Regions from separate parts of the Homo sapiens genome. Here region 2 is linked to region 1. A link is an interaction called in ENCODE POLR2A ChIA-PET data of the cell type or tissue named here. Cell type or tissue: PC-3. All regions are shown on one strand. Each heading gives the region's core, and the rest is flanking DNA. Links, peaks and the distances in the headings are about the cores only.

The links. Peaks named below come from ENCODE experiments on the same cell type or tissue, not always from the same donor. Only the 100,000 strongest peaks of a DNase experiment are listed, where the experiment ranks them.
Region 2: POLR2A ChIA-PET joins it to region 1 with 6 read pairs; 4 of 35 experiments call an interaction of 5 or more read pairs at or near these places.

What each region holds. Positions count from the first base shown.
Region 1 is chr11:101,827,613-101,843,946 of GRCh38, reverse strand. No RefSeq gene overlaps it. Among named protein-coding and RNA genes, the nearest start is that of CEP126, 79 kb to the left of the region's middle. In PC-3, for the core only: no CTCF peak of the experiment used is centred there; a DNase peak (open chromatin) is centred at 8,216; H3K4me3 peaks cover 763 bases; H3K27ac peaks cover 1,052 bases.
Region 2 is chr11:101,455,490-101,471,295 of GRCh38, reverse strand. TRPC6 (transient receptor potential cation channel subfamily C member 6) reads left to right here. Exons shown (of 13, transcript NM_004621.6): 9 at 1-113; 10 at 1,795-1,869. Among named protein-coding and RNA genes, the nearest start is that of MIR3920, 57 kb to the left of the region's middle. RefSeq lists an enhancer at 4,889-5,572. In PC-3, for the core only: no CTCF peak of the experiment used is centred there; no DNase peak of the experiment used is centred there.

The DNA of each region.
Region 1 (16,334 bases), core at 5,194-13,193:
GGCATAGAGCTGGGTTTTTAATTGAAATGTGGATAATGGGGTCACAAAACAATAGAGATTGGTGGTGCTTAACAGAAGCCAGATTACTGTAATGGTCAGCAAGTTTGGAAAGGCAGTCCTCAAAGTAGACTGATCAAGAGGGAATTGCAGAGATGGATAATAGAACATGGTGTCTCCATGGGCAAACTACGTAGGCAGCCATCAAGGTGCAGTTAAACATGTTAAAAGAAGAAGAAAGCAGAATCAATGAGTGACAGACTGACATTACTTAACCTCCACAAACAAGTCACGGTATCTCTCTCAGAATCTGGACTTCATCCATTTCATAGCCCTGGAATCTGTTGACTGAAGAGGTGGTCAGGATAAGTTTGCCAACTAAAATATAGGATGCCTAATTAAGTGTGAATTTAAGATAAACAGTGAATAATATTTTAGTATTTGTTCTATTTTATAGTATACTTATAAAATACTTATCTTTTATATATATATATATTTTATTATACTTTAAGTTCTAGTGTACATGGGCAAAACATGCAGGTTTGTTACATATGTATACATGTGCCATGTTGGTGTGCTGCACCCATTAACTCATCATTTACATTAGGTATATCTCCTAATGCTATCCCTCTCCCCTCCCGCAACCCCACAACAGGCCCTGGTGTGTGATGTTCCCCTTCCTGTGTCCAAGTGTTCTTGTTGTTCAATTCCCACCTATGAGTGAGAACATGTGGAGTTCGGTTTTTAGTCCTTGAGATAGTTTGCTGAGAATGATGGTTTCCAGCTTCATCCATGTCCCTACAAAGGACATGAACTCATCCTTTTTTATGTCTGCATAGTATTCCATGGTGTATATGTGCCACATTTTCTTAATCCAGTCTATCATTGATGGACATTTGGGTTGGTTCCAAGTCTTTGCTATTGTGAATAGTGCCGCAATAAACATACATGTGCATGTGTCTTTATAGCAACATGATTTATAATCCTTTGGGTATATATCCAGTAATGGGATGGCTGGGTCAAATGGTATTTCTAGTTCTAGATGCCCGAGGAATCACCACACTGACTTCCACAATGGTTGAACTAGCTTACAGTCCCGCCAACGGTGTAAAAGTGTTCCTATTTCTCCACATCCTCTCCAGCACCTGTTGTTTCCTGACTTTTTAATGATCGCCATTCTAACTGGTGTGAGATGGTATCTCATTGTGGTTTTGATTTGCATTTCTCTGACGGCCAGTGATGATGAGCATTTTTTCACGTGTCTGTTGGCTGCATAAATGTCTTCTTTTGAGAAGTGTCTGTTCATGTCCTTCACACACTTTTTGATGGGGTTGTTTGTTTTTTTCTTGTAAATTTGTTGGAGTTCTTTGTAGATTCTGGATATTAGCCCTTTGTCAGATGAGTAGATTGCAAAAATGTTCTCCCATTCTGTAGGTTGCCTGTTCACTCTGATGGTAGTTTCTTTTGCTGTGCAGAAGCTCTTTAGTTTAATTAGATCCCATTTGTCAATTTTGGCTTTTGTTGCCATTGCTTTTGGTGTTTTAGTCATGACATCCTTGCCCGTGCCTATGTCCTGAATGGTATTGCCTAGGTTTTCTTCTAGGGTTTTTAAGGTTTTAGGTCTGATGTTTAAGTCTTTAATCCATCTTGAATTAACTTTTGTATAAGGTGTAAGGAAGGGATCCAGTTTCAGCTTTCTACATATGGCTAGCCAGTTTTCCCAGCACCATTTATTAAATAGGGAATCCTTTCCCCATTGCTTGTTTTTCTCAGGTTTGTCAAAGATCAGATGGTTGTAGATGTGTGGTGTTATTTCTGAGGCCTCTATTCTGTTCCATTGGTCTATATCTCTGTTTTGGTACCAGTACCATGCTGTTTTGGTTACTGTAGCCTTGTAGTATAGTTTGAAGTCAGGTAGAATGATGCCTCCAGCTTTGTTCTTTTGGCTTAGGATTGACTTGGCAATGAAGGCTCTTTTTTTGGTTCCATATTAACTTTAAAGTAGTTTTTTCCAATTCTGTGAAGAAAAAATACTTATCTTCAAATACTTATGCTAAAAACTATTTATCTGAAATGTGAATTCATCTTAGTGGCCTGTATTTTTTTTTTGCTAAATTTGGCAAACCTACCCCTGAAGAAAGAATCTTGCAATATCACAAGAAGTCATAACAAATGTCTCCTGTGATGAGTCCTCTGATCTTTCCCCGGAGAGCCCCATGGCTTTTACTTAGGGGACTGTGCACTAGACATTCTGAGGAATATCGGACACAGAAGTTGGGTTGGCACAGATCGCTGGAGACCAGAAGCCTCACGTTGGCTCCCTATCTGATGGCTGTTTCTTTGGAATTGGAATGTATAAGTGGGATTGATATACAGAGCAGTTGGAGTAACCACCACATTTGGCCCTTGGACTTTTGGGGAGAAGACCAAGTGGGGGCCTCTGAAACTGCATGGATTCCTTGGCATCCTCTACCTTCTACCAAGATAGCTAAACAAAAAGATTACATCTGGCATCTCAAGAGATATGATAGAGATTAATACCACCTTTAAAGATCGTAAGGATGCAGGAGTGTTGGTCCTCATCTGTTTAATTCTCTTGTTTTTCATCCATAGATGCTGATAGATGCTGATAGATCCTCAAGAAAGATTATAGATTACCATAAGTTTAACTAAGTATTAGCCCTGATTGCTGCTGCTGTGTTGGGTGCGGAATCATTGGTAGAGATAGTTAATAAAGGCTTAGGTACATGGTAAGCAGACAGTGATTTGGCAAATGTGTTCTTTTTTACCCCAATCAGAAAAGAGTATCATAAACTGTTTGCATTCACATGGAATTGGCAAAAATGTACACAATAGCTTTGTCCCAGGGCCTCCTCTGTCACAATGTAGTCGGAAGAGATTTGAACCTTGTAAACACTCCACAGGAATGTTTATAGGCCTTCCCCCAAAAAAGGCCAAGGACCCGGTGTGGTGGTTACTCCAGCTGCTCTGTATATCAGTCCCATTTATGCATTCCAATTCCAAAGAAATAGCCATCAGATAGGGAGCCAACATGATGCTTCTGGTCTCTATTTACACTGATGACATCATGTTGATAAAGTGAGATGAGCAAGATGTGGATAGCACAGTGGAGTCCATGATAAGAAATTTGCATTCCAGAGCATGAAAGATAAACCTTTCAAAGATTCAGTAAACTACCACTCAAGTAGAACTTTTAAGGGTCCAGTGGTCAGGGTCATGCTGGGATGTAAGTGTAAGATAATTAGCTGCATATTGCCTCCTTAATCACTAAAAAGAAGCACAGTATCTGTTAGCCCTCTTTGAATTCTAGGGCAACACATTTCATACTTAGCAGTTATATTTTAAGCCAAATACAGGGTGACCCAGACATCTTCCAGCATTTAGTAGGATCTGTGTAGGATATGTATTTGCAGCAGGTCCAGGCTGGGTACAATCAGCCCTGCTGCTTGGGTCATGAGTTAGCAGACCCTGTGGTTTTGGAGGTATCCATTGTGGGAAAAGATGCAGCATGGGGTTTATGGCAAAGCTCAGTGGGAGAATTACAATGTAGGCCTTGAGTGTCTTCAGCAGGACCATGTTTTCTGCAGTGGAGATTTTTATGCCTGTCAAGAAATAGCTCCTTCTGTGTTACTGGGCCCTGGTGAAGAAGAAACATATGACCATTTTTTTTCACCCTATGACCATGCTTTCAGAACTGGCTATTATAATCTGATTCTGTTGGACCTACCAAGTTGTAACATTGAGTGGGCCCAGCAGCAGTCCCTCTTCAGATGTAAATGGCACATCCAAGCTTGAGCCCAAGCTGGACAAAAGCACTTGAGTCAGTTATGTGAGCAGGTACTCCAGATCATCACGTCAATTTCAAGGTTGGCATTGGCACCATCCTTTAGCTTGTACCTACGAATTATGAGTTCTGCATAATAAGTTGATGGAGGAGAACTGATTGGTTTGTGAATTGGTTGTATTGGTAAATGGGTACAATCTAAAAATGAATGGCAGGTACTCTTTAGCCACACTTATGGGTGAACTTGACATACAGTGGCAGGAAAAAAGTTCCCTGATTGTGGAACTTTGAGCATCAAACTTGATTATTACCTTTGTGTGGAAAAAGTGGCCTGAGGTGAGAATATGAATATATGTATGTGTGTATGTACATACATGTGTACATACTCCTTGACACTAGGGAATGATCTTGCTGGCTGGTCAGAAGCCTAAAAGGAAAAGAACTGAAAGATCGTATACAAGGGAGTGTGTGATGGAGACATGTGGATGGACAGATAGGATTGGGTGTGAAGTGTGAAGATTTTTATATCACATATAATGCCCACCAGAAAATGTGTCCATTGCAGAAGAGACAATGAATAACAAAGTAGATCAAATGTTTTGATCAGTTGGCATTAGCCAGCCTTGTCATTGGTCACCCTGAACTGGAAGGGTAGGCACATAAATGGAGTGGCCATTTATGTGGGCAGGGATGGTGGCTGAAAATGGAATCAATGGTATGACTTTCATTTACCAATTACTCCATGAATGCATACGGAGAAGTGGATCTGTTCAGAGCTGCAGTGGTTAGTGGCAGCCATGGAGGCTCATTGCTCAGAAATTCTTTTAAGGAAAAAACGTGCTAATTAGTTGTGAGGAACATAACTTACAGTCCCTTCTTATGGATTGTCAGGGTATTTGAGCTACAGACACCATCTCTTCCCAGGCAGCCCCAACCAATGACTGGGCTTTGTGAGGACAAAAGGGTTTGACACTTCCTGTCCAACAAGACTCTTTTTTTTTTCCTTTTTTTAATTATTATTATACTTTAAGTTTTAGGGTACATGTGCACAATGTGCAGGTTAGTTACATATGTATACATGTGCCATGCTGGTGTGCTGCACCCATTAACCCATTATTTAGCATTAGGTATATGTCCTAATGCTATCCCTACCCCTCCCCCCACCCCACAACAGTCCCCAAAGTGTGATGTTCCCCTTCCTGTGTCCATGTGTTCTCATTGTTCAATTCCCATCTATGAGTGTGAACATGCAGTGTTTGGTTTTTTGTCCTTGCGATAGTTTACTGAGAATGATGATTTCCAATTTCATGCATGTCCCAACAAAGGACATGAACTCATCATTTTTTTATGGCTGCATAGTATTCCATGGTGTATATGTGCCACATTTTCTTAATCCAGTCTATCATTGATGGACATTTGGGTTGGTTCCAAGTCTTTGCTATTTTGAATAGTGTCACAATAAACATACGTGTGCATGTGTCTTTATAGCAGCACGATTTATACTCCTTTGGTTATATACCCATTAATGGGATGGCTGGGTCAAATGGTATTTCTAGTTCTAGATCCCTGAGGAATCGCCACACTGACTTCCACAATGCTTGAACTAGTTTACAGTCCCACCAACAGTGTAAAAGTGTTCCTATTTCTCCACATCCTCTCCAGCACCTGTTGTTTCCTGACTTTTTAATGATCGCCATTCTAACTGGTGTGAGATGGTATCTCATTGTGGTTTTGATTTGCATTTCTCTGACGGCCAGTGATGATGAGCATTTTTTCATGTGTCTTTTGGCTGCATAAATGTCTTCTTTTGAGAAGTGTCTGTTCATATCCTTTGCCCACTTTTTGATGGGGTTGTTTTTTTCTTGTAAATTTGTTGGAGTTCATTGTAGATACTGGATATTAGCCCTTTGTCAGATGAGTAGGTTGTGAAAATTTTCTCCCATTTTGTGGGTTGCCTGTTCACTCTGACGGTAGTTTCTTTTGCTGTGCAGAATCTCTTTAGTTTAATTAGATCCCATTTGTCAATTTTGGCTTTTGTTGCCATTGCTTTTGGTGTTTTAGACATGGAGTCCTTGCCCATGCCTATGTCCTGAATGGTAATGCCTAGGTTTTCTTCTAGGGTTTTTATGGTTTTAGGTCTAACGTTTAAGTCTTCAATCCATCTTGAATTAATTTTTGTATAAGGTGTAAGGAAGGGATCTAGTTTCAGCTTTCTACATATGGCTAGCCAGTTTTCCCGGCACCATTTATTAAATAGGGAATCCTATTTAATAGGACAAAAGCACTTGTCCTATTATTCCCCATTGCTTGTTTTTCTCAGGTTTGTCAAAGATCAGATAGTTGTAGATAAGTGGCGTTATTTCTGAGGGCTCTGTTCTGTTCCATTGATCTATATCTCTGTTTTGGTACCAGTACCAAGCTGTTTTGGTTACTGCAGACCTGTAGTATAGTTTGAAGTCAGGTAGCGTGATATCTCTAGCTTTGTTCTTTTGGCTTAGGATTGACTTGGCAATGCGGGCTCTTTTTTGGTTCCATATGAACTTTAAAGTAGTTTTTTCCAATTCTGTGAAGAAAGTCATTGGTAGCTTGATGGGGATGGCATTGAATCTATAAATTACCTTGGGCAGTATGGCCATTTTCACAATATTGATTCTTCCTACCCATGAGCATGGAATGTTCTTCCATTTGTTTGTATCCTCTTTTATTTCATTGAGCAGTGGTTTTTAGTTCTCCTTGAAGAGGTCCTTCACGTCCCTTGTAAGATGGATTCCTAGGTATTTTATTCTCTTTGAAGTAATTGTGAATGGGTGTTCACTCATGATTTGGCTCTCTGTCTGTTATTGATGTATAAGAATACTTGTGATTTTTGTACATTGATTTTGTATCCTGAGACTTTGCTGAAGTTGCTTATCAGCTTAAGGAGATTTTGGGCTGAGACAATGGGGTTTTCTAAATATACAATCATGTCGTCTGCAAACAGGGACAAACACCTCTATGCAAATAAACTAGAAAATCTAGAAGAAATGGATAAATTCCTCTACACATACACTCTCCCAAGACTAAACCAGGAAGAAGTTGAATCTCTGAATAGACCAATAACAGGATCTGAAATTGTGGCAATAATCAATAGCTTACCAACCAAAAAGAGTCCAGGACCAGATGGATTCACAGCCGAATTCTACCAGAGGTACAAGGAGGAACTGGTACCATTCCTTCTGAACCTATTCCAATCAATAGAAAAAGAGGGAATCCTCCCTAACTCATTTTATGAGGCCAGCATCATCCTGATACCAAAGCCAGGCAGAGACACAACCAAAAAAGAGAATTTTAGACCAATATCCTTGATGAATATTGATGCAAAAATCCTCAATAAAATACTGGCAAACCAAATCCAGCAGCACATCAAAAAGCTTATCCACCATGATCAAGTGGGCTTCATCCCTGGGATGCAAGGCTGGTTCAATATATGCAAATCAATAAATGTAATCCAGTGTGTAAACGGAACCAAAGACAAAAAACCACATGATTATCTCAATAGATGGAGAAAAGGCCTTTGACAAAATTCAACAACGCTTCATGCTAAAAACTCTTAATAAATTAGGTACTGATGGGACGTATCTCAAAATAGTAAGAGCTATCTATGACAAACCCACAGCCAATATCATACTGAATGGGCAAAAACTGGAAGCATTCCCTTTGAAAACTGGCACAAGACAGGGATGCTCTCTCCCACCACTCCTATTCAATATAGTGTTGGAAGTTCTGGCCAGGGAAATTAGGCAGGAGAAGGAAATAAAGGGTATTCAATTAGGAAAAGAGTAAGCCAACAAGACTCTTTTACCACGAGTCTTTGCTTAGAGCTCCTAATGAGCTTTCCAGAGCTGTACCTTGATCTGAGGCTTTTCCTACCCAATGCTCCTTTTCTCTCCCTTTCTTTTCACAAGTTTTAGAACTGTATCACTCTCTGAAGATTTTCCTTGCCTACTCCTGCTCCCTTTCTGCTTTATTTTTCATAGACACTACCTCCGGTGAGTCTCTTTCCCTTCTATTTTCTCCTGGGTATCTGCTTCCTGGAGGACCCAATAAATGCAGAGACTTTTCAGGTTTTCATTATTGTAACAAGGAATACAATTTTAATCTTCAAAATACATAAATTTGAATAATTCTGTTCTCTATTGTTTGGATTAAGCATATTATTACATGGTACATTTTCACCCTAAATCTGAAATGTACCGAGTAGAGGCATACCTTGGAGATATTGCAGATTTAGTTCCAGATCACTGCATAAAACAAATCTTGCATTAAAGTGAGTCACAAAAATTTTTTAGTTCCTAGTGCATATAAAAGTTATGTTTATACTATAGTTTATTAAAAGGGCAATAGCATTATGTCTATAAAACAATGTACATACCTCAGTTAAAAATACTTTATTGCTAAAAAATGCTAATGATCATGTGAGTCTTCAGTGAGTCATAATTTTTTTGTTGGTGGAGGATCTTGCCTCAGTGTTGATGGCTGCTGACTGATCAGGGTGGTGGTTACTGCAGGTCGGGTGGCTGTGGCAATTTCTTAAAATAAGGGGACAATAAAGTTTGCTATATCGATTGACTTTTTCTCATGAAAGATTTCTCTGCAGTGTGTATGCTGTTTGACAACATCTTACCCATAGTACAACTACTTTCAAAATTGGAGTCAATCTTCTCAAACTCTGCTGTTAGTCTATCAACTAAATTTATGTAATGTTCTAAATCCCTTGTCATTTCAACCACGTTCACAGCATATTCATCAGGAATAGATTCCGTTTCAAGAAATCACTTTCTTTGCTTATCTATAAGAAGCAACTCTTCTTCTGTTCAGGATTTATCGAGATTGTAGCAATTCAGTCACATCTTCAGGCTCAGCTGCTAATCCTAGCTTTCTTGCTATTTCCACCACATGTGCAGTTATTTCCTTCTCTGAAGCCTTAAACTCTTCAGGAGCTAAGATTCTATGAGGGTTGGAATCAACTCCTTCCAATCTCCTGTTAATGCTGATATTTTGACCTCTTCCCATTAATCATGAATGGTATCTAGAATGGTAAGTTAATTCCAGAAGGCTTTCATTTTACTTTACCAAGATCCATCAGAGGAGTCACAATCCATGGCAGCTATATAAAATGTAGCTATATCATAAAATGTATTTCTTAAATAGTAAGACTTAAAAGTTGAAATTACTACTTAATCCATGAGCTGCAGAATGGATGTTGTTTTAGCAGGCATGAAACCAACATGAATATTTTTGTACATCTCTGTCAGAGCTCCTGGGTGACTAGATACATAATCAAAGAGCAGTGATATTCTGAAAGGAATCTTTTTTTTTTTTTCTGAGCAGTAGCTTTCAACAGTCATCTTAAAATATTCAGTATATCTTGCTATAAAGAGATGTGCTATAATCTAGGTGTTGTTTTTCTATTTACAGAGCACAGGCGGAGTACTGACTTAGCATAATTTTTAAAGATTTTTAGAATGGTAAAAAAAATTGGGTTTAACTTAAAAGTCACAAGCTGCATTAGCCCTTAACCAGAGACTCAGCCTGTCCATTGAAGCTTTCAAGTTTTGATGCCTTGAAGAGAGGCGTTGACTTTTTTTGTCTAGCTGTAAGTCTTACATGACATCTTCTTCCAATAGAAGGTTTTCTGTCTACATTGAAAATCTGTTGTTGAATGTAATCAGCTTCATCAATTATCTTAGCTAGATCTTCTGGATAACTTGCTGCAGCTTCTCCATCAGCACGTACTGCTTCACCTTGGACTTTTATTATAAAAATGACTTCTTTCCTTAAACCTCATGAACCAACTTCTGCTAGTTTCCAGCTTTTCTTCTGTAGTTTCCTCACCTATCTCAGCCTTCACAGAGTGCAGAGAGTTAGGGCTTTGCTCTGGATTAGGCTTTGGCTTGAGGGAATGTCGTGGCTCATTTGATTTTTTATTTAAACTACTAAAATTTTCTTCACATCAGTGATAAGGTTGTTTTGCTTTCTTATCATTCGTGTTCACTGGGATAGCACTTTCCATTTCCTTCAAGAACTTTTCCTTTGCTTTCACAACTTGGTTAACTGCTTGGCACAAGAGTTCTAGCTTTTGGCCTGCCTTAGCTTTCAGTATACGTTCTTTACTAAGCATAATTATTTCTAGCTTTTGATTTAAAGAGAGAGAGAGGCATGACTCTTTCACTTGAATACTTACAGGCCATTGTAGGGTTGTTAATTGGCTAGTTTCAGTATTGTTTTGTCTCAGGTAATAGGAGATCTGAGGAGAGGGAAAAAGATGGCAGAATGACCAATTGGTGAAGCAGTTAGAATACATACAACACTTATTAAATTCCCTGCCACAAATAGGCTTGGTGTGTGGAGCCCCCAAACGATTACAATAGTACAAACAAAGATAACTGGCCCCAGATCACCATAACAGATAAAATAATCATGGAAAAGTTTGAAATATTGCGTGGATTACTAAAATGTGACAGAGATACAAAATGAGCACATGCTGTTGGAAAAATGGCACCAAAAGACTTGCTTGATGCAAGAATGCCACATGCCTTCAATTTGTAATAAACATAAAATCTGTGAAGCACTATAAAGTGAAGCACAATGAAATGAAGTCTGCCTGTATTTACGTAAATCATTCACAAAACTATATTTGAGCATGTCAACATAACATCTTAGTATAACAATTCTACAAAGTGGTAAATTATGACATTAATTATGATATAAATTCCTACTAGTTAAATGTGTCTCTATTCTATGACATATCCAGATAATACAGACAGATGTGTCAAGTAGTAAAAATATCCAATGATTGTAGAGTGCATCATGGAAACTTTAAATGCAGCCTCAATGTAGTTTGAATGTATTCATGAATCTTTTGCTATATGAATGCTTGACTTAATAGGTACTCCATAAGTATTTGGTGAATGAATGAGTGCATAAAATAATTGGCATATAGCAATTGGCCAAACGAGATTTCTTAGAAGTGTTAATGTAGAATCAGATTTAGATTTTTTTTACTGAAATTATGTAATAACTTGACTAAAATTCTGTAATAATTATAAATCATTTTAAAATAGTAATTTTCAGCATAATTCATTCAGTAGCCATTTCACACAAATCTGTTTGCCTTTGGTTCCAATTATCATGGCTTTTTCCCTTACTTTCAGGTTGTTTCTTACTATTTCCTATTAGTAGTTTCTTACTATTTCCTATTAATGTTAGATTCAGCATACTGAATTATCCCTCATCGATTTCCTTACTGCCTGCCCCACTTTAATAAGTAGTTCTCTTTTAAAAATATCAAGTTCATTTCATTCACCCCCTTGGAGTATGATATCCATTTCTTGCTGGGACCTTGACTTATTTAATACTGAATGGAAGCAGAGCAGCCAGAAAAGATCCCAATATGCTGTCAGAAAAGATAATGACAAAAGGGCACCTGTTTTTAACAAAGTCCAGATGGAAGGACTGTTCACATTCTACCAAAGTATTAAGATTGGTAGAATGATCCAAGGCGAGGATTTTAAGACATATGGCAAAGAAACTTCGTGGAGAAATTCTGTAGGAAAGTGTTGACATAGTATAGCAAGTCAGGTTTTCTGGAAGTAGTTATAGCGAGAAAGTTTAGAATGTAAGATATGTATTAGGGGTCAACATCAATGAAAGGAAGGAAGAGGAAGCAGGATTAGGTAGAGGAAGAAATTGAGTCTGCCTTACAGTTCAGAAAAATTGTGGCTAACACAAAGGGGAGCACCGGAACAAGTACTGTCTATCAATACAGCCTAGGTCAACTCAAAATAATTGGGCCTCGTTCAGTCATGGGATGCAGGCTGCCCCAGGAGAAACATGACCTTGGGGTAAGTCAGCTCTTTTAGGGATTGTCTTGGCTACAGAAAGCTGGGAGGCTGTGTGTGGACAATATTCTCCATAGCTGGCTAGCATGTCCTTACTCAAAGGGGGATTTGGTGGGGATGGCTAATCTCTATGTCTGCATGCATGCATAAAGAATGTTGGCAGTCTTTGGTGTCTAGCATTGTCTCTCAGCTGCCATTTTTTTTTGAGTTAAAATCTGTTGTATGTAAATTATAAGTGTGCAGTTCAATGTGTTTTGACAAATGTAAGTACCCTTGTAATAAAAGAATTCCAGATAAGATATAGGACGTTTTCATCACCCCCGAAAATTTCTTCTTTCCACTTCCTGCTCAATCCTTTATCTTTTATATATTGTTTACTTAGTCCAATATGATGTTTTTGAGATTCATACACTTGTGTATTTTGGTAGTTAATTTTTATTGCTGAGTAGTGTTCTATTGAATGAATGCACCAAAATTTGTCCATTCTACCTACAGCTGATAAACATTTGATACTTGTTTTATTGTATTAATTTTTAAACTTTTATGAATAAATTAGTAATGGATAAACACGTATAAGAATTTTTGTGGACACAAGTTTTCATTTCTCTTGGGTAAATATCTGCAGAATTGTTGTGCCATATGGTAAATGCATGTTTAACCTTGTAAAGAAACTGCAGAATTATTTTCAAGTGGTTGTATGAGTCTGCATTCTCTAGAAGGGTTATATGTCTGTCTTTCAAATTTAGATTTCTTGATTTATCTCAAATTATTATTTTTTGCAATTTATCCTTATTCTTTTTTTGGTTAAGCTTAGACCGAATTTATAAGCTATACTTTTTTTTTTTAACAATAATTTCAACTTTTATTTTAGATTCAGGAGATACATATGCAAGTTTGTTACCTGAGTATATTATGTGATGCTGAGGTTTGGGGTATGATTGATCCTGTCACCAAGGTACTGAGCATAGTACCCAATAATAGTTTTTCAACTCTTTCTTCCCTAATTCCCCGCCTAGTAGTCCCCACTGCCTATTGTTGGCATCTTTATGTTCTTGAGTACCCATTTTTTAGTTCCCAGTTGTTAAGTGAGAACATGCAGTATTTAGTTTCCTGTATCTGCATTAATTCATTTAGGATAATGGTCTCCAGCTGTATCCATGTTGCTGCAAAAGACATGATTTTTTAAAGTGGCTGCATTGTATTCCATGGTGCCTATGTACCACATTTTCTTTATGAAATCTACAGTTGATGGGTACCTAGGTTGACTCCATGTCTTTGCTGTTGTGAATAGCACTTTAATAAACATATGCATGCATATGTTTTTGGTACAATGATTTATTTTCTCTTGGCTGTATACCCAGTAATGGATTGAATGGTAGTTCTGTTTTAAGTTCTTCGAGAAATCTCCAAGCTGCTTTCCACAGTGGCTGAACTAGTGTACATTCCCACCAACAGTGTATAAGCATTCCCTTTTCTCCACAGCCTCACCAGCATCTGTTGTTTTTTTACTTTTAGTAATAGCCATTCTGACTGGTGTGGGATGGTATCTCATTGTGGTTTTAATTTGCAGTTCTCTGATGATTAGTGATGTGGAGCATTTCATCATGTTTGTTGGCCACTTGTATGTCTTCTTTTGAGAAGTGTCTGTTCATGTCTATCATCTATTTTTTAATGGGGTTGGTTTTTGCTTGTTCAGTTGTTTCAGTTTCTTCTAGATTCTTATAGATGGTAGGTTATTGTCAGTTGCAGAGTTTGTGAATATTTTCTCCAATTCAGTAGGTTGTCTGTTTATTCTGTTGATAGTTTCTTTTGCTCTATAGAAGCTCTTTAGTTCAATGAGGTCCCACATGTCAATTTTCATTTTTGTTGCTTTTGAAGACTTAGTCATAAATTATTTCCCAGGGAAGATGTCCAGAGTGGTGTTTCCTAGGTTTTCTTCTAGGATTCTTATAGTTTGCAATCTTGCATTTAAATCTTTAATCCATTTTGAGTTAATTTTTATAAATGGTGAAAGAGAGGGATCCAGTTTCATTTTTCTGCATACAGCTAGCCAACTATCTCAGTATAATTATTGAATAGGGAGTCCTTTCTCCATTGCTTATTTTTGTCAATTTTGTTCAGGATCAGATGACTGTAGGTGTGTGACTTTTTTCTGGGTTCTCAAATTTGTTCTGTCAGTCTATGTGTCTGTTTTGTACAAGTACCATGCTGTTTTGGTTAGTGTAGCCTTATAGTATTGTTTGAAACCGGGTAGTGTGATGCCTCCAGCTTTGTTCTTTTTGCTTAAGATTGCTTTGGCTATTCAGGCTCTTTTTTGGCTCCATAGAATTTTATTTTATTTTTTTAAATTTATTTTTTATTTCAATAGGTTTTTGGGGAACAGGTGATGTTTTGTTACATGAATACGTTCTTTAATGGTGATTTCTGAGATTTTGGTGCACCCAAGCAGTGTACACTGTACCACATGTGTAATCTTTTATCCCTCATCCCCTCCCACCCTTTCCCCTGAGTCCCCAAAGTTCATTGTATCATATCATTCTTACACCTTTGTGTCCTCATAGCTTAGCTTCCACTTATAAGTAAGAACATATGATGTTTGGTTTTCCATTCCTGAGTTACTTCATTTAGCATAATAGTCTCCAGTTTCATCCAGATTTCTGTGAATGCCACTATTTCATTCCTTTTTATGGCTGAGTAGTATTCCATGATCTAGATATATAATGGAATATATATATATATATATATATATAAACATTTTCTTTATATCTAAAAGGTGTTCAAACCTACCAGTATTTAGAAATTCCCCAAAACAGATATAATTCATCATTATTTGCAGAAAACAAATAGAATTAAGAGTCATGCTGTGTGAGTATATGTGTGTGAGTTTCTTTTTAAAAGTGCTTTAGATTGAGGATCTGTAGACTTTTTATTAAAGGTCAGGTTTTTAGGTTAGGTTTTTTTTGGCCATTTGGCCTCTGTTGTAACTCCTCAATTCTGCCATGTTAGTCTGAGAGCAGCCATAAACAATACATAAATGAATAGACATAGCTGCATTCCAATAAAGCTGTTTTACAAAATAGACACTGGCCCACAAGCTGTAGTTTGCTGACCCCTGCTTTAAATAATATATAGATTTGACATAAAAATTTTAAATATCATAATGGTTTATATGATGTGTCGACTTGACTGGCCACAGGATGTTCAGATTAAACACTATTTCTGGATGTGTTCATGAGTGTGTTTCCAGATGATTAGCATTTGAACGCATGGATTCAGTAAAGCAGACTGCCCTCCGCAATGTGGGTGGGCATTAGTCAATCAGTTGAAGACCTGAATAGGACAAAGGTAGAAGAAGGATGAATTTGTCCCTTTTTGCTTCTTGCTTGCTGCTTGAGATGGAACATCTCATCTCATCTTCTTCTGCCATAGGACTGGGATATACATTACCAGCTCCCTTGGTTCTCAGGTATTTGGACCCAGATTAAATTACACCACTGGCATTCCTGGGACTTTGGCTTGCAGACAACAGATCATGAGACTTTGCAGGCTCCATAGTCATGTGAGCCAATTCCCCATAATACAATAGATATTAGTACCAAGAAGTGAGAGTGCTGCTGTAATAAATGCCTAAAAATGTGGAAGTGGCTTTGGAACTAGGTGATGGATAGAGGCTGGGAGAATTTTGAGATGCATCCTAGAAAAAGCCTACACTGTTGACATAAATCATTAAAGATGATTCTGGTGAGGGCTCAGAAATAAAAGAGTAGGGCTGCAGAGAAAGCCTCATACTTCTTAGAGAATATCTAAGTAATCATGACCAGAATATTGATAAAAATATAGATGGTAAAGGCCATTCTGATAAGGCCTTAGATGGAAATGAAGAAGATATTATTGGAAACTGGAGGAAAGGTGATTCTTGTCATAAAGTGGTGAAGAAGTTGGTTGAATTATGCTCATACTCCAGTGCTTTATGGAAGGTACAACTTGTAAAGAATAAAATTGGATATTTAGCTGAGAAAATTTCTAAGCAGTGTTTAAGGTACAGCTTAGCTTCTCCTAACTGCTTACAGTAAAATGCAAGAAGAGAAAAAATGACTTCATTTTTAGTTAATTACTTGCTTTTGTTAAGGAAAAATAAAGGCAGTAAAAGATTGGAAAGATTTTTGGCCTATCCATATTGTAAAAAATGAGAATACTAAGGGTGTGGCCAAACCACCATTTGATAAAGAGATTAGTATGGATCAGCCATCTCAGTAGAAGTCAGGCACTATTCTTCAAAACTGTGGAAGAACGACTTCAAAGGTGATTCAGAGATCATTAGGGTTGCCACCATCAACACAGGCCCAGAGGATATGGGCCTGGAAGTTATGGCTGCCTCCATTTATGTTTCAAAGGACAGGGCTGCCTGAAGCTGTAGGGCTGCAATTCTAGCCTGGAGGGAGCTGCTGCTGGGGCAGGGCCATAGCAGAAAGCTGTGGCATGGGTAGGGCCACCACAGAGACTCAGGGCTTGTGTATTACCCCACCAAGCCAGGGGTGTGATGCTGTTGCCCCAGTGGGTCTAGAGAGTGAAGCATTAAGCTGAAGAGGATTATTCTTAAGCCTTAAGATTTAATATTGTTTGCCTTGTTAAGTTTTTGACTTATTTGAGGC
Region 2 (15,806 bases), core at 1-8,000, 370 kb after region 1:
TGGTGCCGAGTCCAAAGTCCCTGTTTTATCTCTTACTGAAGCTTAAAAAATGGATTTCTGAGCTGTTCCAGGGCCATAAAAAAGGTTTCCAGGAAGATGCAGAGATGAACAAGGTAACTTAGCTTGATAAGTTATCATTGTATTCTTAAATTTTGTGACTACTGTAACCACTATGCCACATCCCTTTAAAGAGAAGCAGTTCCTGATGACACATCCATTCATTCCCATATGCAGTCACTTCACACAGCACAGTCCTTTGGCTTGTGTCTGTTCAACATGAGCACACTGGACATTTCCTACTTAAAAGAATGTAAGAAAAATTCATGAAATATAACTAAAATAATATGTTATCTGGAGTGGGTACTGAAAGAAGAACTATTCTGGGCTGCTTTTTTGCTGTTATGGCTACATGTCCCTCACTTTTCCTACAATTTATACAGCCCAGTAAATCGGCAGCAGCTTGTTATGACTCGGGGAGGGGGGGGGGGCGGGGCAACTTGATTAACTCTTAGATAGCTTCTACATTGAAAAGTTCAGAAATCAGTTGCTCACATAGAATTTGGGAGACCAGGCTTGGCAATAAGTAGTTCAAGAAAGAAAGAGCTAAGGACATTGATTGAAAACAGTAATCCCACAAGGTGATGCAATCTTTAAAAAAAATAAAAAGATTTAGTGCTTAGATGAGGCAGTAGGGCGATCACAGCATGTTCAGATATGTTTAGAGAACATGTGGAATTTGTGTCTCACTGGAGGTGGAAGGTGAGGGCTTATGCTATGCAAAGATCTCTGCTGAGCATTTAGACCTCTGTACTCAGAAGGAGCACTGAGATACCAGGTGTATCCAGAGGAGGAGGACCAGAATGGAACACATATGGATAAAGTGTCATATGAGGGAGGACTGAAGGAGCTGGCTGTTTCTTCTGAAAAAGGAAGATTGAAAGTGACTAAAAATATCTTTGTAATTTCCATCTTTAATTAGGAAGTACACTTGTTTTTCAAAAATGGGAAGAAAAGCAATGGGCCAAAAATTCAAATTGTTAAATTTTAATTCGATATAAGAGCAAACTTTTAATAAGAAAATCTGCCCAACAGAAGAATGGGCTGCCTTTAGAAGTAGTGAGCCTCCCACCATTGTAAGAAGTCAATAAATGCCAGATGGCTGACAGTGGGAATGTATTGAAGATTTTTCCTTCTTACACTGAGTGGGCAATTGGGCCAAATGATTATAAAGTTTCCTTGCAATAAGATTCTATCATTAAATAAAAGGAAAATGTTGTAATTCCTGCACTGTTTCCCATTTACTATTTAGGGTGCTCAAGTAAGTAGCACATTCTCTGAGTTCTAGTTTCCTCAACTGTAATATGTGAAAAAAATTATATCTACATCCTGAAGATCAACTCAAATAAGTATATAAAAGTACTTTGAGAATTTTAAAGCTTTCTTTAAATGTGATTATGATTAATTTGTGTAGGAATTTTGGAAAAAATACAATCTATGATATTCTTCCAGAAGTATAACTTACAGAACTCAGTGGATTGAGTGGCAAAAATTTCCCTTCCTTTATTTTACTTAATTAAATGGGTGGTTTACAGGTCTGGTTAGAACTGCAACCTGAGGGAATTCAGAGTCCAAAGGAAATGTCTAAGCAAGCACTTGCAAAGGGAAGAACCCCGTAAGAATATGTTTCTCTCATTAAAACTTGTTGGAGAATTAGACGAAATGGCTTTTAAAATACAGAATGAAGAGTGAAATTGGTTATGCAGTTATACTCATTTTACTATCTATCTTTAAAAGATAAATGAAGAAAAGAAACTTGGAATTTTAGGAAGTCATGAAGACCTTTCAAAATTATCACTTGACAAAAAACAGGTAAGCTCATATTTGAAAATATGAAGTCATGCACATGATCGGGCTTATCTTTTCAAAGAAAGGGACAGATGTTCAGAAGCAATTTTAGCAAGTAGAGAACAGACCCATTAAATAATTCAACTATTTTAACAAATCTCAACAATTCTGTTATTGAGAGGTAGAAATAAGCTATGTTTGATAAGCAAAAAAGAATAGCATGTACATTTAAGACATATACTAAGCACATATATATACTTATGGTGATGGAATAGAAGACTGGTGATATAAAGAAGGGAATATTCTGTCAGGAACCTGATGGAGGGTATGATTAACTTCACTCTTTGCAGCTCAGGTAGAGAGCAGGCATGGTCCCCAGTGCCTCCTAATTTGTCAATAATCAAGAAGCGATGGAAAAAGGCACTGTGGGACCTTAATGGCTATTGTGGTCGACACCGTGTATAATGAACAATGTACTCTAGAGATCTATCAGCTCCTTCACTGAGAGTAGCAAAATCCTCAACGATGAGGATGTTTCCTTTTTTGTGGCCTGTACATAGTAGGGCCACAATAAATGCTTGTTGCTGAAAAGAAATGATAAAGGAATGATTAGGAAAAGGGCAATGTATCAGGTAAGACCTGCATCCAATTACACATAGTAATATAAAATCCAAATCATGGTGGTTTAAACAAGACATTTGCTTTTCCCCTGTCTCATTTAACTCCCCAGATTTATGCAGTATGGGGCTGTTACCAGGCAGGAGTTTCTGTGATTCTCCTGGATTTTTTGTCATAGTCAGATTCAAGAGGACAGCTTTACTTTCAGCTATTATACCCACTTTTCAGGCATGTAGGAGTAAGGGCAAAGGAAAAGTCGGGGATGCTAGCTGAATCTGCCACCACCTTTAGAAGAATCTCCCAACAATTTCTGTTGTTATATCTCATTGACCAGAACTATGATATATGGCTATCCCATGGAATACAAATGACAAGGAGGGAGACCATTTTTTTGTTAAGCTGGTTATGTTACCTCCCCCAACAACATAGGAATCCTCTTAAGGCCTATCTGATATCCAACCTCCCAGCTTCCTTTCTAACCATCCCTTCCACTAGCATGTCAACCATCGCCCATTACAAATCAGAAAACAAAGGAGAGCTTTAGGTAAGGGGAACCCTAAGCCATTAGCCCTAGTTAAGATTAGGAATTTTGATTGGGAAGAAATTCCAAAAAACAATATTACAGGTGAGAAGGGCTGCAGTGGGAGGTAACATGTGGATGAGAGACCTGTGCATGAATTCTGTGAGCCCTGCCACAGCAATGGGGCCGCATGGGCTGAGAGTAAGACAGCAAGAAGGCAAGTGGAAATCGTCCCTGGTCATCCAAGAGAGTCAGCAGATTAGGGTCATTGCAAATTGGCACATTCTTGCTGTTCAGACAAGTTTTGTTTGGCTTGCCTATCCAGGTGAATCTAGATTGCATTTAAAAATGATTCCAATAAAGGAAATTTAAGAAATGGAAAATAAGGTATTTAACAGAGCTACAAAGTCATTTCACTCTAGAAAGGATAGTTCAGTGGTTAGGAGGCTAGTGTATGGGGGTCAACAAGCCATAGCCCTCAGGCCACATTTAGTCTTCAGCCTGTTTTCAGACTGAGAGTTAGATATTTAAAAAAAATTACATTTCTAAATAGTTGTTGTGAAAAAAATAAGGATATGTGAGAGAGACCATATGTGGCCCACAAGTCCTAAAATATTTATTATCTGGCTCTTTACAGAAGAAGCCTACCACCCATGTTCTCATAATGATGGTTATCATGAATAGAATACATAGGAAACACGGAATTAAGTTCAAATATTTTGTGAGCAATTTCTGCCATTCTAATGCATGCCTGTGTGTGTTGTACTTAAAATGTTGTCTCATTAAGACTCTTTACTTGTTCACAGGATGTAGGCAGTAATCACACCAACATCCAAATGTTCTTTTGAATATTAAATTACTTAATACTATAAAGTTCTGACAACAGGGCCTGGCACATAGTGGGTATGTAATAGCTATTTATTATTTTTATTGCTATTACTAGAGAGCAGGAAGAGTAAGTATACTACATAATTTGGTAGTGATATTAATCCAGTGAGGACAGAGAAATAATACTAGGCCTAAAAGCCCTATAAAAAGAATGCAAAAAATAAAGAAGGGGTCCAGTTAAAAATCATAAATGGGCATATCTAGAAAAAAATAACTTGAAATAAATGAAGTAGTGAGTGGAAGAAACAAAAACAGGATTGCTGGCAAGATGGCCGAATAGGAACAGCTCTGGTCTGCAGCTCCCAGCAAGATCGACGCAGAAGGCAGGTGATTTCTGCATTTCCAACTGAGGTACCCAGTTCATCTCATAGGGACTGGCTGGACAGTGGGTGCAGGCCACAGAAGGCGAGCTGAAGCAGGGTGGGGCATCGCAAGGGGTTGGGGAATTTCTCCCCCACCCAAGGGAAGCCATGAGGGACTGAGCCTGAGGAACCGTGCATTCTGACCCAGATACTGTGCTTTTCCCATGGTCTTTGCAACTCACAGACCAGGAGATTCCCTCTGGTGCCTACTCCACCAGGGCCCTGGGTTTCAAGCACAAAACTGGGCGGCTGTTTGGGCAGACACTGAACTAGCTGCAGGAGTTTTTTTTGTTTGTTTGTTTTTTCCCCATACCCCAGTGGTGCCTGGAATACCAGTGAGACAGAACCATTCACTCCCCTGGAAAGGGGGCTGAAGCCAGGGAGACAAGTGGTCTGGCTCGGTGGGTCCCACCCCCACGGAGCCCAGCAAACTAAGATCCCCTGGCTTGAAATTATCGCTGCCAGCACAGCAGTGGTCTGAGATCAACCTGGAATGCTTGAGCTTGGTGGGGGCAGGGCCATCCACTATTGCTGAGGCTTGAGTAGGCAGTTTTACCCACACAGTGTAAACAAAACGGCCAGGAAGTTCAAACTGGGCAGAGCCCACTGCAGCTCAGCAAGGCCACTGTGGCCAGACTGCCAGATTTCTCCTCTCTGGGCAGCAGATCTCTGAAAGAAAGGCAGTAGCCCCAGTCAGGGACTTACAGATAAAACCCTCATCTCCCTGGGACAGAGCACCTGGGGGAAGGGGCGGCTGTGGGCACAGCTTCAGCAGACTTAAACATCCCTGCCTGGCGGCTCTGAAAAGAGCAGCGGATCTACCAGCACAGTGTTTGAGCTCTGCTAAGGATCAGACTGCCTCTTCAAGTGGGTCCCTGACCCCTGTGTATCCTGGAAGGTGCCCCTTTGGGACGAAGATTCAAGAGGAAAGAACAGGCAGCAATCTTTGCTGTTCTGCAGCCTCTGCTGGTGATACCCAGGCAAACAGGGTCTGGAGTGGACCTCCAGCAGACTTGTAGCAGAGGGGCCTGACGATTAGAAGGAAAACTAACAAAGGAATAGCACGTCCACTCAAGAGACCCCATCAGAGGTCACCAACATCAAAGACGAAAGGTAGATAAATCCACAAAGATGGTGAGAAACAAGATGGTGAGAAACCAGTGCAAAAAGGCTGAAAATTCCAAAAACCAGAATGCCTCTTCACCTCCAAAGGATCACAACTCCCCACCACCAAGGGAACAAAACCAGACGGAGAATGAGTTTGACAAATTGACAGGAGTAGGCTTCAGAAGGTGGGTAATAACAAACTCCTCTGAGCTAAAAGAACATATTCTCACCTGGTGCGAAAAAACTAAGAACCTTGAAAAAAGGTTAGAGAAAGTTCTAACTAGAATAACCAGTTTAAAGAAGAACATATATGACCTGATGGAGCTGAAAAACACAGCACGAAAACTTTGTGAAGCATACACAAGTATCAACAGATAAATCGAACAAGCCAAAGAAAGGATATCAGAGATTGAAGATCAACTTACTGAAATAAAACATGAAAACAAGATTAGAAAAAAAAGAATGAAAAGGAATGAACAAAGCCTCCAAGAAATATGGGACTACGTGGAAAGACCAAACCTACATTAGATTAGTGTACCAGAAGGTGACGGGGAGAATGGAACCAAATAGGAAGACACTCTTCAGGATATTATCCAGGAGAAATTCCCCAACCCAGTAAGACAGGCCAACATTCAAATTCAGGAAATACAAAGACCACCACAAAGATACTCCTTGAGAAGAGCAACCCCAAGACACATAATCATCAGATTCACCAAGGTTGAAATGAAGGAAAAAACTTAAGGGCAGCCAGAGAGAAAGATTGGGTTACCCACAAAGGCAAGCCCATCAGACTAACAGCAGATCTCTCTGCAGAAACCCTACAAGCCAGAAGAGAGTGGGGACCAATATTCAACATCCTTAAAGAAAATAATTTGCAACCCAGAATTTCATAACCAAACTAAGCTTCACAAGTGAAGGAGAAATAAAATCCTTTACAGACAAGCAAATGCTGAGAGATTTTGTCACCACCAGGCCTGCCTTACAAGAGTTCCTGAAGGAAGCACTAAGTATGGAAAGGAAAAACCGGTACAAGCTGCTGCAAAAACATACCAAATTGTAAAGACCATCGACACTATGAAGAAACTACATCAACTAACAGGCACAATAACCAGCTAGTATCATAATGACAGGATCAAATTCACGTATAACAATATTAACCTTAAATGTAAACAGGCTAAATGCCCCAATTAAAAGACACAGACTGGCATATTGGCTAAAGAGTCAAGACCCATCAGCATGCTGTATTCAGGAGACCCATCTCACATGCAAAGACACACATAGGCTCAAAATAAAGGGATGGAGGAATATTTACCAAGCAAATGGAAAGCAAGAAAAAAAAAGCAGGTGTTGCAATCCTAGTCTCTGATAAAGCAGACTTTAAACCAACAAAGAACAAAAGACAATGAAGGGCATTACATAATGGTAAAGGGATCAATGCAACAAGAGACCTAACTATCCTAAATATACATGCACTCAATACAGGAGCACCCAGATTCATAAACCAAGTTCTTAGAGGCCTACAAAGAGACTCAGACTCCCACACAATAATAGTGAGAGACTCTAACATCCCAATCTCAATATTAGACAGATCAACAAGACAGAAAATTAAAGATATTAGGGACTTCAACTCAGCTCTGCACCAAGCAGACCTAATAGACATCTACAGAACTCTCCACCCCAAATCAACAGAATATACATTCTTCTCAGCACCACATTGCACTTATTCTAAAACTGACCACGTAATTGGAAGTAAAACACTCCTCAGCAAATGCAAAAGAACAGAAATCATAAAAAATGGTCTCTCAGACCACAGTGCAGTCAAATTAAGAAATTAACTCAAAACCGCACAACTACATAGAAACTGAACAACCTGCTCCTGAATGACTACTGGGTAAACAATGAAATGAAGGCAGAAATAAAGATGTCCTTTGAAACCAATGAGAACAAAGACACAAGGTACTAGAATCTATGGGAAACATTTAAAACAGTGTTTAGAGGGAAATTTATAGCACTAAATGCCCACAAGAGAAGGCAGGAATGATCTAAAATTGACACCCTAACATCAAAATTAGAAGAACTAGAGAAACAAGAGCAAACAAATTCAAAAGCTAGTAGAATACAAGAAATAACTAAGATCAGAGCAGAACTGAAGGAGCTAGAGACACTAAAAACCCTTCAAAAAAATCAGTGAATGCAGGAGCTGGTTTTTTGAAAGGATCAACAAAATAGACCACTAGCCAGGCTAATAAAGAAGAAAAGAGAGAAGAATCAAATAGATGCAATAAAAAATGATATAGGGGATATCACCACTGATCCCACAGAAATACAAACTGCCATCAGAGAATACTATAAACACCTCTACACAAATAAGCTAGAAAATCTAGAAGAAATGGATAAATTCCTGGACACATACACCCTCTCAAGACTAAACCAGGAAGAAGTTGAATCCCTGAATAGACCAATAACAAGTTCTGGAATTGAGGCAGTAATAATAGCGTACCAACCAAAAAAAGTCCAGGACCAGATAGATTCATAGCCAGATTCTACCAGAGGTACAAAGAGGAGCTGGTACCATTCCTTCTGAAACTATTCCAAACAATAGAAAAAGAGGGAATGCTCCCTAACTCATTTTATGAGGTCAGCATCATCCTGTTACAAAAACCTAGCAGAGACGCAACAGAAAAAGAAAATTTCAGGCCAATATCCCTGACGAACATTGATGAGAAAATCCTCAATAAAATACTGGCAAACCGAATCCAGCAGCACATCAAAAAGCTTATCCACCATGATCAAGCCGGCTTCATCCCTGGGATGCAAGGCTGGTTCAACATACGCAAATCGATAAACGTAATCCATCACGTAAACAGAACCAATGACAAAAACCACATGATTATCTCAATAGATGCAGAAAAGGCCTTCAACAAAACTCAATAGTGCTTCATGCTAAAAACTCTCAATAAACTAGGTATTGATGGGACGTATCTTAAAATAATAAGAGCTATTCATGACAAACCCACAGCCAATATCATACTGAATGGGCAAAAACTGGAACCATTCCCTTTGAAAATCGGCACAAGAGAAGGATGTCCTCCCTCACCACTCCTATTTAACGTAGTATTGGAAGTTCTGGCAAGGGGATTCAGGCAAGAGAAAGAAAGAAAGGGTATTCAAATAGGAAAAGAGGAAGTCAAATTATCTCTGTTTGTAGATGACATGATTGTGTATTTAGAAAGCCTCATCATCTCAACCCAAAATCTCCTTATAAGCAGATAAGCAACTTCAGCGAAGTCTCAGGATACAAAATCAATGTGCACAAATCACAAGCATTCCTATACACCCATAACAGACAGAGAGCCAAATCATGAGTGAACTCCCATTCACAATTGCTACAAAGAGAATAAAATACCTAGGAATGCAACTTACAAGGGATGTGAAGGACCTCTTCAAGGAGAACTACAAACCACTGCTCAAGGAAATAAGAGACGACTTAAACAAATGGAAAATCGTTCCACGCTCATGGATAGGAAGAATCAATATCATGAAAATGGCCATACTGCCCAAAGTAATTTACAGATTCAATGCTATCCTCGTCAAGCTACCACTGACTTTCTTCACTGAATTGGAAAAAACTACTTTAAACTTCAAAGGGAACCAAGAGAGTCCACATAGCCTAGACAATCCTAAGCAAAAAGAACAAAGCTGGAGGCATCACGCTCCTGACTTCAAACTATACTACAAGGCTACAGTAACCAAACAGCATGGTACTGGTACCAAAACAGATACATAGACCAATGGAACAGAACAGAGGCCTCAGAAATAACACCACACATCTACAACCATCTGATCTTTGATAAACCTGACAAAAACAAGCAATGGGGAAAGGATTCCCTATTTAATGGTGATGGGAAAACTGGCTAGCCATACGCAGAAAACTGAAACTGGACCCCAAGTGAGTTTCCTCACTTGTCATTACTACAGCCTCAAAGGGTCATTAAATTAATGAAATAACATACCTAGCAAGGAACATGGTAGGAAGTATATTTTGCTACTCACATGCCCGTTTCTTCCTCCCATTCCTCTTCCTTGGTGAAATCATGTTGGTCATGGTGTGTTAACCAATCTCCCAGACCAGGAAGAGGCAAACTAACTGATGAAGGTGTGGGTTCTGGAAGATAGAGCCCATGTCTTAGTTTAACTCTGATCCTTAATACTTCTATAGTTTTGGTACCTGCAAATGTCTGTGGAAAGAAAGAATGCGTGAATGTACAGAAGGAAAGGTGTACAGACAGAAAGATAAAGGGGAAAATGTTACTGAAAGAATATGAAATAGCTTACCTCCAAAAGGTATTCAACTCAAAACGTTTTATTTTTATTTCATTTTAGTTTTTGAGACAGGGTCTCTATCACCCAGGCTGGAGTGCACTGGTGCCATCATGGCTTGCTGCAGCCTGGACCTCCCAGGCTCAGGTGATCCTCCCACCTCAACCTCCCAAATAGCTGGGAGTGCAGGTGAGCACCACCACGCCTGGCTAATTTTTAGTATTTTCTGTAGAGATGGGGTTTCGCCATGTTGCCCAGGCTAGTGTTGAACTCAAACTCCTGGACTCAAGTGATCCACCTACCTCAGCCTCCCAAAGTGCTGGGATTACAGGCATCAGCCACCGTGCCTGGCCCAAACAATTTTATAATTTGCTAGGACATTTTAGTAAATTCTTTTGTTTGTGTGAAGTAAATTATCTGCACATATCACATAAGAAAACTGGAGTAAGGTGAAATGATTTAATTTCTCAAAGCCTTCCCTAGTTAGTGGATATATTCAGAAAAGAATTCAGTCATTCCTGGTGACATATTGTGTGGTCCCAATCATTTTTAACATGTGTACCAAGCACTATATAATTAAGTCTATCTTACCAGTTTAACTTCACTCTATGTATTTTAAATATTGAAATGCTTAAAGGAAAAAGAAAGGGGTGACATTTCAGCTAGTAATGTTATTGTTGTGTTATAATTGACAATATGGCCCATTATGTTTTCTTACGGATAAGAGGTTATGAATTATTAGTCTCAAGAATAACAGTGTCCCTCTCCAAAACCTAAATATTCATAGCAACCCTTGGGGTTGACATATACAGGCAACTGACTTCTTTTTTATATTTATTTTCATTGTTATAAAATATATATAGCATAAAATTTACCATTTTAACCATTTTTAAGCATATAGTTCAGGAGCATTAAGTGCATTCACAATGCAGACTTCTGATTCTTAATTGAATATTCCAAGGAGATGGTTATGGCTCTTTTCCTTTCCACCTAACTCCCATTTATGATCTACAAAATGTGTGATATGACAAAATTGTTTTACAGTTTTGCAAAGGGCATTTCAATTAAATATCACACACATACACAGTCCACCCTCCATGTCCATATGTTCTGCATTCACAGATTCAACCAACTACAGGTCAAAAATATTAAATAAAAACATCAAAAATAATATGATCATAAGAATAATACAAATTTAAAAAACAGTAGAGTATAACAATATTTATCAGTTACATAAAATTATATCGAGCATTGTAAGTACTAGAGATGATTTAAGTTATACCAGTGGCTATGAGTAAGTAAGTTATATGGAAATAGTACACCATTTTTTATAAGGGGTCTGGGCATCAGTGGATTTTGGTGTGCTCAGAAGGAGGGTCTTGGAACCAATCCCCCATGGATACCAAGGGGTACATGTACTGACTTCATATAATATACAGTTGACTACGTATAACATATATAATGGATTAATATGAAGATATAAAATTCACCATGTTTGATCAATATTTTATATTCACTGCTTTTCCTTCCTTATCAAAACTGCACTTTGGAAATTGATAGAGTAACAGTATTGAACTAAGTACTCAGAAGATTGAGATCTTATAATAAGTGTACATCTCTGCCCCTTCAGCAATTCATTTAACTTCTCTGAACCTTAGTTTCCTCATCTATAAAACAGAAATAATCAAGTTGTACAACCCATCACACAAGCATATTGGAAAGATTAAATTGGTACTTTGAAAATCGTAAACACTACGCAAATGTAATATACTCATATTATAAAGAAATGGCTCTTGTTGTTATTTGGTTTTAAAAATCTCAATAAATTTTTTGCAAAGATAGGTCAGTGTAATTGGCTCTTATATTTTTCCAGTAAGAAAATACTCATCCTGAAAGCATGAAGGATGTATAATAAGTCACTGGACAGATAAGAGAAAAATTAAAATAAAATCAAAATGCCTTTTCTTTATGATAGAAAATATGGTATCTATCAAATGAAATAATTTTATTTTCCCTGTAGCTTCTCTAAAAATGTGGAAAATTAAAATTTAACCATCAGCAAAATGTATATTATATATTGTAAATGAGAGTTACACTTTTCAATAACACATATTTTAATCATAGCTTAAAACAAACTGTTTAGTATTTTAGAAATACTAAACCTGTGATGTCTGACCTCAGTTGTGAAGTCTGGAATAAAATGTTGATTCCACTGTCAGTTTAACAATCTAGAGAGCCTTTTGTGTAAGTGTGTCTTCTGGCAGCTACAGAGATGTGCCGTTCCCTGTTGGGCTGACTGACTTTCCCAGACAATCGTCTTACCTCTCCCCCTTTCACAGGTGAGCAGAGCCTCACAGTGGAGAGGATTTCTCCGCCTTCTCCCGTTCCACTTCCCTTTATCTCTCATAGGTATAATCCTGGGTACATCTCATACTTCCAACTCAGTCTTGGCATTTGATTCTTGGAGGCTTAAATCAACACAAGTATCTCTTTTCCCCTGCCATATGAGCTTGTGGTGAACAAAACTTGAGACACATTTCACATGGCTTGGTTTTACGACATACATTAAACTGTATTCCTGAGAAGATTTTTTAAGGCAATCATTTATATTTCAAATAATTTTTGCCCATTGCTAATGAGATGGTTTGGCCCTAGTGTATGCATACTAAGAAAAACTCTCATGGTTCATTCTTTCCTACCCAACTCATATGGCTTATGCTTAATCTTTTTCATAACATCTATATCTAAGATGGTAAGTGAATTTCTGATTCACTCAGGTCTTCTCTCTCTGACCTCTTGAATTTTAAAGTATTTAGTTAGCTGCACAAACACTGCCTTCACATCTGCTCCAGGTGCACCATAGATGTCAGTAGGATGAACCATATATAAAAATACATTTTGAAACAAGGTAAGCATACTTATTCATTATCTCTGACCGTATCCTTTAACTCTAAAGGTCACTGACTGGTGGTTGCTAGCATTAGCTTTTCAGATAATAAGCAGACCTATTCATTATCTTCAGTCATATCCTTTAACTCTAAAGGTCACTGAGTTTGGTGGTTGCTAGCATTAGCTGTTCAGATGTACAGTCTGAAAGGATAGCATAAATTAAAAGTTGATCTCTTCCATAGTCTATTACATGTGTAAACCTCAAAATGCCAGATAACTTCTTGAATAACTGCCCTGTTCCACCTTCTGAACAGATCACATTCCAGTTGTCGTCTTAGGGCAGGTTTTTAAACCATGTAGGGTAGAGCTTAGGAGGTTATAATGCTCATCTGAATGCGTGAATCACTGACTATTTCATTCCCTGAAGGACTTAGTCATGGACTTGGGCACATCAGTAAAAAGTAATATTTGGCAAAATATCTCTAGGATGAATTGACTACAGACAGTCCCAGACTTACCGGAGTTCAACTTCATGATTTTTCACCTTTATGATGGTGTGAAAGCAATATGTGTTCAGTAGAAACTGTACTTCAAAGTTTGAATGTTGATTCAAATTTTGTATAATAACTTTAATATAAAATAGGTTTTGTGCTAGATGCTTTTGCCCAACTGTAAGCTAAGGAAAGTGTTCTGAGTATGGTTAAGGTCAGCTAGGCTAAGTTATGATGTTCAGTAGTTAGGTGTATTAAGTGCATTTTCAACTTACTTACAATGGATTTATCATGACGTAACCCCATCATAAGTAAAGGGGTATGTGTAGATTAAAGTTAACCATGAAATAGACCTAAAGCCACATAGTAGATATTTATCTTTCTGTAAAATAATAGCTCTTGACAATTATAGAATGTCCAGTGTATTTCAAACTATATATTCTCTATACCCCATCTCTTTAATTCTTGCAATAGCTCTGGAAGGTAGGTAATATTATTTTCCCTATTCTGTATCTGAGGATCCCAAGGATATAGAGGTGAAATGATTTGCCTCAAGTCCCATTTCAAACAAGTGACAGAGCCTGAATTTGAACCAACATCCACTTGATTCAGAGCAATATGTTTATAAGCACTGTATAACACAGCTTCATTTCATATCTGCATTCACTGCTGACTGAATATATTGTCCATACCTTTTCAGTTCATTGCTCTGTTCCCAGCTGCAGGACATTTACTGCTTGTGGGAAATAGGTGACTCCATGAACTGTTCCTGTATCCAGCAATATAAGAAACTTTAAAGACTTAAAATTACTTGTTCTTTTTAACGAATTAGAAACAAGTTATTAGTATTGCTCACTCTAATCCTAAAATGAACCTACAAGATGAGAAATGTTAATATCAAACTAATTATTAGGAAATGAAAAAGAAAATGAATAAAGAATGCATAAAATGTGGTAGAAGGTATTAACAAAGGGGGCAGGCAGTGGTTCATTCAGAATTGGAGAGAGTGTTTATTTCCATATTAGGAACAAAGCTTGCATCCAGTCCTTCTTGCTTGTAGTCAACAAGCTTCCCACTTCCAACCTCTATGACAGTATACATGTTGGCACCATCTATAAATACCCAAATCCCTAAGCTTTAAATACTATTCAATTTTCAAATTGAATTTTCTTTTATGTACAAACGTGTTGCAGACTTGGATTTCCAGACATTAAATAATTGTACATGGAAACAATTATATATTAGGATTTTCTGCCACCAAGTGGTAATAATACTTCCTTGCACCATTGGATAGGTTTACTCTTCTCTGTATCATTAAGTTTTTTATGAAATATTTACTGAATTTCTATGATGTATTAGAAACTGACTAGAATTTTTTTCTGAAAATAAAATATGTTATATATGCATCCAAAACTTGGTATTTAATACTTAGAAAAAAACTAGACCCATAAAAATGCTTCATGTGAGTTTATATTTAGTTTTATGCCATTTAACTATACCAGTGATTCTCACCCAGGGGTGATTGTGCCCTCCACTCCTAATCTGGTGCCTTTGATAATACCTACAGATATGTTTGGTTGGCACAATAGGGGGTGGTGGGAGCTGTGACTGGCATCTAGTCTGTAGATTAGAGGCCAGGGGTGCTGCTAAGCATTCCATAATGCACAGGAGACCACCTACACCAAAGAATTATCTAGCCCAAAATGTCAATGGTGAGTTAATGAATAGATGGTAAATAAATCAGAGACATGATGGTTATGAGCCTGCCCTTACCTGCATGCTTTATCATAATGGGCTTAGTGGGAGCTTCACACTGGTCTTCACCTTTTATGATGTTCTTAAGGCATAAATCATAGTTTCAAAGCCAGGGTTCCCATTATATTATTTAAGATGTTATGTGGAAGTTTTTATGCATTTCACAAATTCATAAATTAGTGGGGCTTGAATGATAGAAACTAGGTAGACCACTTCCTTCATTGTCAGACAAGGTTATAGAAAGTTGAAGCATCTTGCCTCTGTTCCATGGCTAGCTTGTGGCAAAGCCAGATGGTATTTATCCTTGAGGTTCCCTTCAAGTGCTCGTTTTGGGAACCTAAACTGCCTCTCTTTGGTTAATTTGATGAATTATGTAATTTATCAGAGTGGTTTTAAAATTCAGTATAAGTAAAATTATATGGACACTAAAATTTTTAGAGTGAGTAAAAGAAAAAGGAAATAATAGATACATGAAAAATGATGCTATTTTCAAATTTATATATTGTTTATTATTAATCTTATCAATCTTGCCATATTTTTCATAATTGAGCTGTTACCATAACTCAGCTATACCATAATTGCTTATGTTCATTTATACACAGAGCCTAGCACAGCACCTTACATTTTGAGGACCCTCAATATATACTTGAATATATAGATGAATGTCTGAGTAGCTGTTTTAATTCAGTATGTGGCTATTTAAAGTATCAAAGCAAAGCACTGAAGTGAATGCAAGGATTTTAATTCAGAAAATGCATTAAAGAGGTTTTAAATCATCCTCTTAGCATGTTAATAAGGTATGCTTTATTGCAGATTGCTTTAATTTTTTGTTATTTGCCTATTTGGGTTAATGTATTTTAATTTGAAAAGTGCTGCCCAAATGGGATAGTATACAGTACCTAAAATTCAAACATTAATTAGAGCTTTTTTTGAAACTGAATTCTGCTCCACCACAGTCTTACCCTGGTGTTTCTGCAGGATCCACATCAGACCCTGCTTCAGGTGTGGATG